Regions from separate parts of the Homo sapiens genome. Here region 2 is linked to region 1. A link is a contact called in ENCODE Hi-C or POLR2A ChIA-PET data. All regions are on one chromosome and are shown on one strand. The core of a region is the stretch at or near the end of the contact, and the rest is flanking DNA. Distances in the headings are between cores, read along the strand shown.

Region 1 (2,700 bases), core at 201-2,700:
AGAGAGGGGAGAGCCTGGGTTGGTATCTTTCAGCTTCCCCCTGCTCCGCTCACCTCCTGCCTCCTGGGGCACCAGATGTGCAAGGTGAATGTTTTCATTTCACTTTCTAGAACAGACAGCAAAGCAGGGAAGCGGCTGAGAGGGTGAGAAGGCGCCCCAGGGGCTTGGGTACAAAGGGGTTGGAGTTGAGCGTGTGGAAATTCAAGGCGAAGGTTAGCCCTGACCTCCCCCAAGGGTTAGGTCCTCTCTGGACCACAGCCCTCTATAAACAGCTTCTCAAACCAAGAAGCGAGGGTGACCAGTAGCAGTTCCCCTCCCCTGCCATTGTAAAAGGCTTCTCTGATTTAATAGACCGTTTGATCCCACCACCTTTACCTCCCACTCCCAAGAAAATTCTTCTCCGTAATGGCACCACAATGTACCCAGTTATTTCAGTCTCAAACCTGGCATCCCCCTCATTTCCTCTCCCCCGACATCTAACTCCATCACCCACCCCACCTGCTCCACATCAGCCCAAATCTGACCTGTTCTCATTTTCCCTGGGTCCAGTCCACCACTATCTCTAAATGGTCTTCCCGTGCTTCCACCTGCGCAGACCTACAGTCCATCCCCCACACAGCAGCCAGCATCATCTTGTTAAAATGTAAATCGGATCCAGGCTTGCCCCTGCATTAAACTCACCAGTGACTTCCCATCACCCTCAGAATGAAATCCCAGCCCGGGGCCCCATGCAGCCTTGCTTCTCGCCAGCCTCAGCCCCTCCAGCCCTGGGTCTCTGTAGTTGCAAGGCTTGGGATTTCGTCCCCTTAGATCCTTGCAGGAGTACGGGGGAGGGGGGCCCTTCTTGTCACTCAGCTCTCATCCCAAATGCCACTTCCTCACAGAGGCCTTCCCTGACCAACCCCTCAAATCATTATTGGAGACCCTATTGAATAGTAATTAGCCGTGTTTTTAACGGGTGATGTATTCACGTTCCAGCACTTAAAAGCCTCCTCCTGACCCTTGCATTCCTAATTCTCTTCATAATTATGATCTTTTTAAATGCATTTGGCTCCGTGTTCCTCCACGAGAGCAGAGGCTTTGTTCCAACCGCCTAGCACGGCACGCCAGCAGGAGCCCAGTAATTGTTGAATGGCTCAATGTTCGGAGCGCAGGGGCCGCTCTGGGACGAGTCGGATCGAAGTGCTACACCTAGGTTTGTTTCCGAGATGGGCCCTTAGAAATGCCCCCCTGGGGCTCCAAAGGGGCAGATGCCACAGCCGCCAGGGCGGAGCGGGTGTGAGCAGAAGGCTGGGAAAGATGGGACGCCGCTAGGCGAGGGACTTCCGCTCAGAGCTACGGCGGAAATGCCGCTCTTTTAACTCTGGGCCGGTCTCTCTTGGTTCCCCCGCCCCTCCGGGTTCTTCCGCCTCCGAGCCGACACAAACCGGTGCGCATGCGCCGTGCCCTGACCTGGAAGCGGCTGGGGCCGGAGCACACGTGTTTCGTGTTTCGGTGAGTGTGGCGGAGATGGAGAGCCGGGATCCCGCCCAGCCGATGTCGCCTGGAGAAGCGACGCAGAGTGGCGCCCGGCCTGCCGACCGCTATGGCCTATTGAAGCACAGTCGCGAGTTCTTGGACTTCTTCTGGGACATTGCGAAGCCTGAGCAGGAGACGCGACTTGCGGCCACGGAGAAGCTGCTGGAGTATCTGCGTGGCAGGCCGAAGGTGGAGTGGCGGGGTCTGGGGCAGAGGCTGCGCATATCCCGGCAAGGAAGCGGCGGCGGGCCCAGGGAGTTGAGACTGGGGGCACGTGGTCGCGAACCTGGATGCCAGGGTGCGCGGGGGCGTGCACCTTGTTGTCACCATTGAACACGAGGGTGTGCTTGGTTCCGCAGGGGTCCGAGATGAAATATGCCCTGAAGCGTCTAATCACGGGACTCGGGGTCGGGCGAGAAACAGCCCGGCCCTGCTACAGTTTGGCCCTGGCACAGGTGAGGTGGTGCTCCTGGCAGGGTCCCAGCCATCCAGGTCAAAATGGTGGGGTATGAGGAGGGCGGGTGTGGTGTCTCAGCTGTGGCGGAGGGGCAGCCCGAGAGAGAGGTCGGGAGTGGCAGAGCAGACTGGAGGCCAACCTGAGGGAGGCCTCTTCATGAAAGTGGAGAAGGTGTGAGCAAGGCCTGGCCAGGTTTTCTATTTGGTGCTTGGGTTGCCCGGCCTCTTAGGTACACTTTCTGGGAGCAGTGAGCGCTGGGTGGGCTCCCTTAGGCCTGCAGAGGCATTCAGCTGATTGGAGTAGACCACTCTCTGAGGCGCCTTGACAAGGGGCAGAGCAATAAAGACCCAGGCCTGCAGGATCAGCCTGAGGGGAGCTCAGACCACGTGCGGAGAGAAGACCCAGTGGCTGAGCATTTCAGACTAGTAATCTAGGGGCCATAGAAGGTACATAGAAGGTGGGACTAGGGACCTGAGGCTTCTTGGGAGAAGTTGAAGGGGGAAGGGAGGTTAAGGTTTGTGAAGACGTAGTTGGGCCACTCTCCTGAACCCTCTTCCTCCTGCCACACAACTCCTGGCAGCTGTTACAGTCTTTTGAAGACCTCCCCTTGTGCAGCATCCTGCAGCAGATACAAGAAAAATATGACCTGCATCAGGTGAAGAAGGTGAGAGTGGGGCCAGGGAGGTCAGCAGCCCCAGGGGTGGGAGGCTTGGGGAATGGGGAGT
Region 2 (2,700 bases), core at 124-2,623, 380 kb after region 1:
AGGAGGGGGTGGGTTTATCAGGTCAGTCCTGCAGGAACTTGGCTCTCCAGCCAGCACCTAGAGTACTGGCGCATTTATCAGTGGCATTCATGAAGGTGAGATGGAACTTGGGACCCGCGTGAAGTGAGATCCTCGCATGGGTGGAGATGATTGCTTGGTGTCTTAGGCTTCCGTAACCACCGTCTTCAGCATTTTCACAAGTGTGACTGGATTGCGTAGGTGGTGACCTCACGTTTGCTCAGGTGGTGTGAAATGGCCTCTCCCGTTTCTTCTCTCCAGTGTGAAACTGGACTGCTGATGAAAGCGCTTTGTGGATCCGCTGCTTATGAGACTGGCACGTGCCGTGTGTGACGTGTGGGCCTGTGAAGCGGCGTGCCGTGTGTGTGGCACTGGGGTCGCCCTCGCTGCCGCCTCCACACTCATGCTAAGACGGCTCTGGGAACTACAGGAGACGGTGTGCTTTGATTTCATTGAGCTCTGTTGGCTTTCCATCAGCGGAGCAAAGCCCGGGCCCTGCTGTTGGCTCCCTCCCGCATTGTGTATAGAGCGTAGCTCAGTAAGAGGAAACTTTCTCCACGTTTCTCAACCCTTTGTTTGACTGCTCGGGTCAGGCCGGCAGTGCAGCTGGGGCATCAGGATGCTGGGTGCTTGTTTTAGCCAAAGCAAAGAGACTCCCAAGGCTTGTCTCCATTTTCCCTCTCCATGAGTTTCCTGATATCTTGGTGCTTGCGTTTCCCTATCCTTCAGATTGTCTTTTTCTTGGTTTTCCACATCCAGTTCCTACTACAGGAGGCTGCCACAGTGGCTCCCTTCTCCTGACCACGTGGGTGTGGCCACGCACACCTGGTTCTGTGCACAGATGTGTAGAGTGGGTCTGTGGGTGGGTTGGGGGATGGCGTTTCATGTTCATTCTTGGGAGGGGGTTTCCTAAGACTGAGGGAAGGTCTCCATCGTGACCTCTCCAGTGGTCAGTTCAGCTTGCAGATGAAGCTCAGGAGGTACTCTGAAAAGGGAACTAATATTTTGCTTTGCACTTGTTGCTGTAGGTGGATAACAAGGGCCGGAATTTCCTTCATGTGGCAGTTCAGAACTCTGATATTGAAAGTGTGCTGTTCCTGATCAGTGTCCACGCTAATGTGAATTCAAGAGTCCAGGATGCCTCCAAGTTGACCCCCCTGCACCTCGCTGTCCAAGCAGGCTCAGAAATTATTGTCCGCAATTTGGTAAGTGACACAGAAGTATTGCATGTAATAATATGTTGTCAAAGCATATTGTAGAGCTTGTGCAGAATCTCATCACAGGTGCTTTGCCCGGTGTTGTGAAAGCACCTGGGGAATTTGGGGAGCGAGGCTGGTGCACTCAGGAAACTGGTGTCAAGGGCTGCACGTCCTGAGCGCCCCACTGGGCTGCGTGGGCTGCCAGATGCTAGATGGGGCCCTTCCAGAAAGCAGGATTTCAATGGTGGAGGCAGGGTGGGAGCACCGAGGAAGTGGAGATCCACTTGTGTTCTCTGTCAGGCATTCAACTGGGACTTTGAAGTGAGCTGTCTCTCTTAATTTTCAAAACCACAGAGGGGTATGAGAAATGTTTTACATTTTACAAAGGAGAAAATGTAGGCCGAGAAAGAATTTTACCCCCGAGGCTATCTAAGCAAGTAGTGCTGGATTTTAGCCTTTTCCATTGGACTCCAAAGCCTGCTTTTTCCACCCAGGCCGGGGAGGGTCTCAGTAAAGATGTGGAGATTGGGAAGTGCATGTGGTGTGTTTACGTAGGAAAGTTTGGTTGAAGTTTTAGTAGAGTTGAAAGAGCTGTGGTTAGAGGGGCAGGAAGAAAGCAGATCGTGGGGTGTCACATTTCAAACCGAGAACTGTGAGCAGCCAGTATCTTTTAGGCAGTGGAGAAACCATTGTAAGTGTTTGAGCTGAGAGAACAAGGTCCAGAGCTGAGACAGGGCCTCATCGTCTGGTCTCTGCTCCTCAGAGCTGGCTGTCGCTGGTCCCTCCTGTCAGCCCCAGACACATGCCGCAGAACTGGCCGCTAAGGCACCTGAGCAGCCTTTGGCGCCTTGGTGTCACTGTTTCTGAAAAGTGCTTTTTAGAAAAGCCTTGTGACCTGATTGTGTTTGAGCTGAGGCAGCATTTGAAGAAGGCGCCTTGGGAGTGAGGCACACAGGTGTGGGGCGGGCTCACCAGTGACGAGACCGAGCGGAGGCCGTGGCAGTGAGTGTGAACTGAGGGCTAAGGAGCGGTGGGTATGATGGTGCCAGGAACAGATTGGATGTGGGGGAAGCAGCCAAGGAGGCGGAGCTGGGTCCCAAAGTCGTAGGGAATCGGCCTCGTGTTCATCAGTCTTTATGCCTCTGTAGGGCTGGAGGAGGTTACGGTCCCTGACCAAGGACCCCGCCTTCCTGGGGCCCGGCATGACAGATGATAGGATCGCCCAGAAACACTAGAAACAGCGGGTCTTCCAGTGTCCGTGTGCTCCTTCCTCTGAATTGATGCTGCATCCTGTTTGACCCTGTTCATACTGAAACCCCTTCCCCACTCTCTCCTCCCAGTTAACCAGCTGTGGGGCCAGTTATGATCCCTAACACAGCACCAGGGACCATGAATATACATCTGTGAGACGTCCCGTATGGAGAGTCCCATATCCACTCATATGTCTTATCGATCAGTGATTAGACTGGGCGCCCAGAGTTCT

The links. Hi-C counts contacts between places; a loop is a spot of excess contacts on that map. ChIA-PET counts read pairs that join two places held with the same protein, here RNA polymerase II (POLR2A). Pooled maps may share reads with other maps.
Region 2: a pooled map shows a loop between it and region 1 (5-fold over the local background). The contact joins the enhancer-like site here to the promoter of MYBBP1A in region 1. A Hi-C loop is called at or near these places in 3 of 50 pooled maps. POLR2A ChIA-PET finds 5 or more read pairs at or near these places in 3 of 52 experiments (GM12878, HEK293 and IMR-90).

Annotation. Positions count from the first base shown.
Region 1 is chr17:4,554,134-4,556,833 of GRCh38, reverse strand. It overlaps MYBBP1A (MYB binding protein 1a), which reads left to right and starts at 1,450. Exons shown (of 26, transcript NM_014520.4): 1 at 1,450-1,707; 2 at 1,878-1,973; 3 at 2,556-2,639. The coding sequence starts at 1,510. It also overlaps a transcript of GGT6 not described here.
Region 2 is chr17:4,175,649-4,178,348 of GRCh38, reverse strand. It overlaps ANKFY1 (ankyrin repeat and FYVE domain containing 1), which reads left to right. Exons shown (of 25, transcript NM_001330063.2): 19 at 1,047-1,223. Among named protein-coding and RNA genes, the nearest start is that of CYB5D2, 34 kb to the right of the region's middle. RefSeq lists enhancers at 850-1,349, 1,350-1,851. Within about 2 kb of position 1,373, at least 3 of the 41 ENCODE cell types and tissues checked have a DNase peak (open chromatin) inside an H3K27ac peak, as active enhancers do.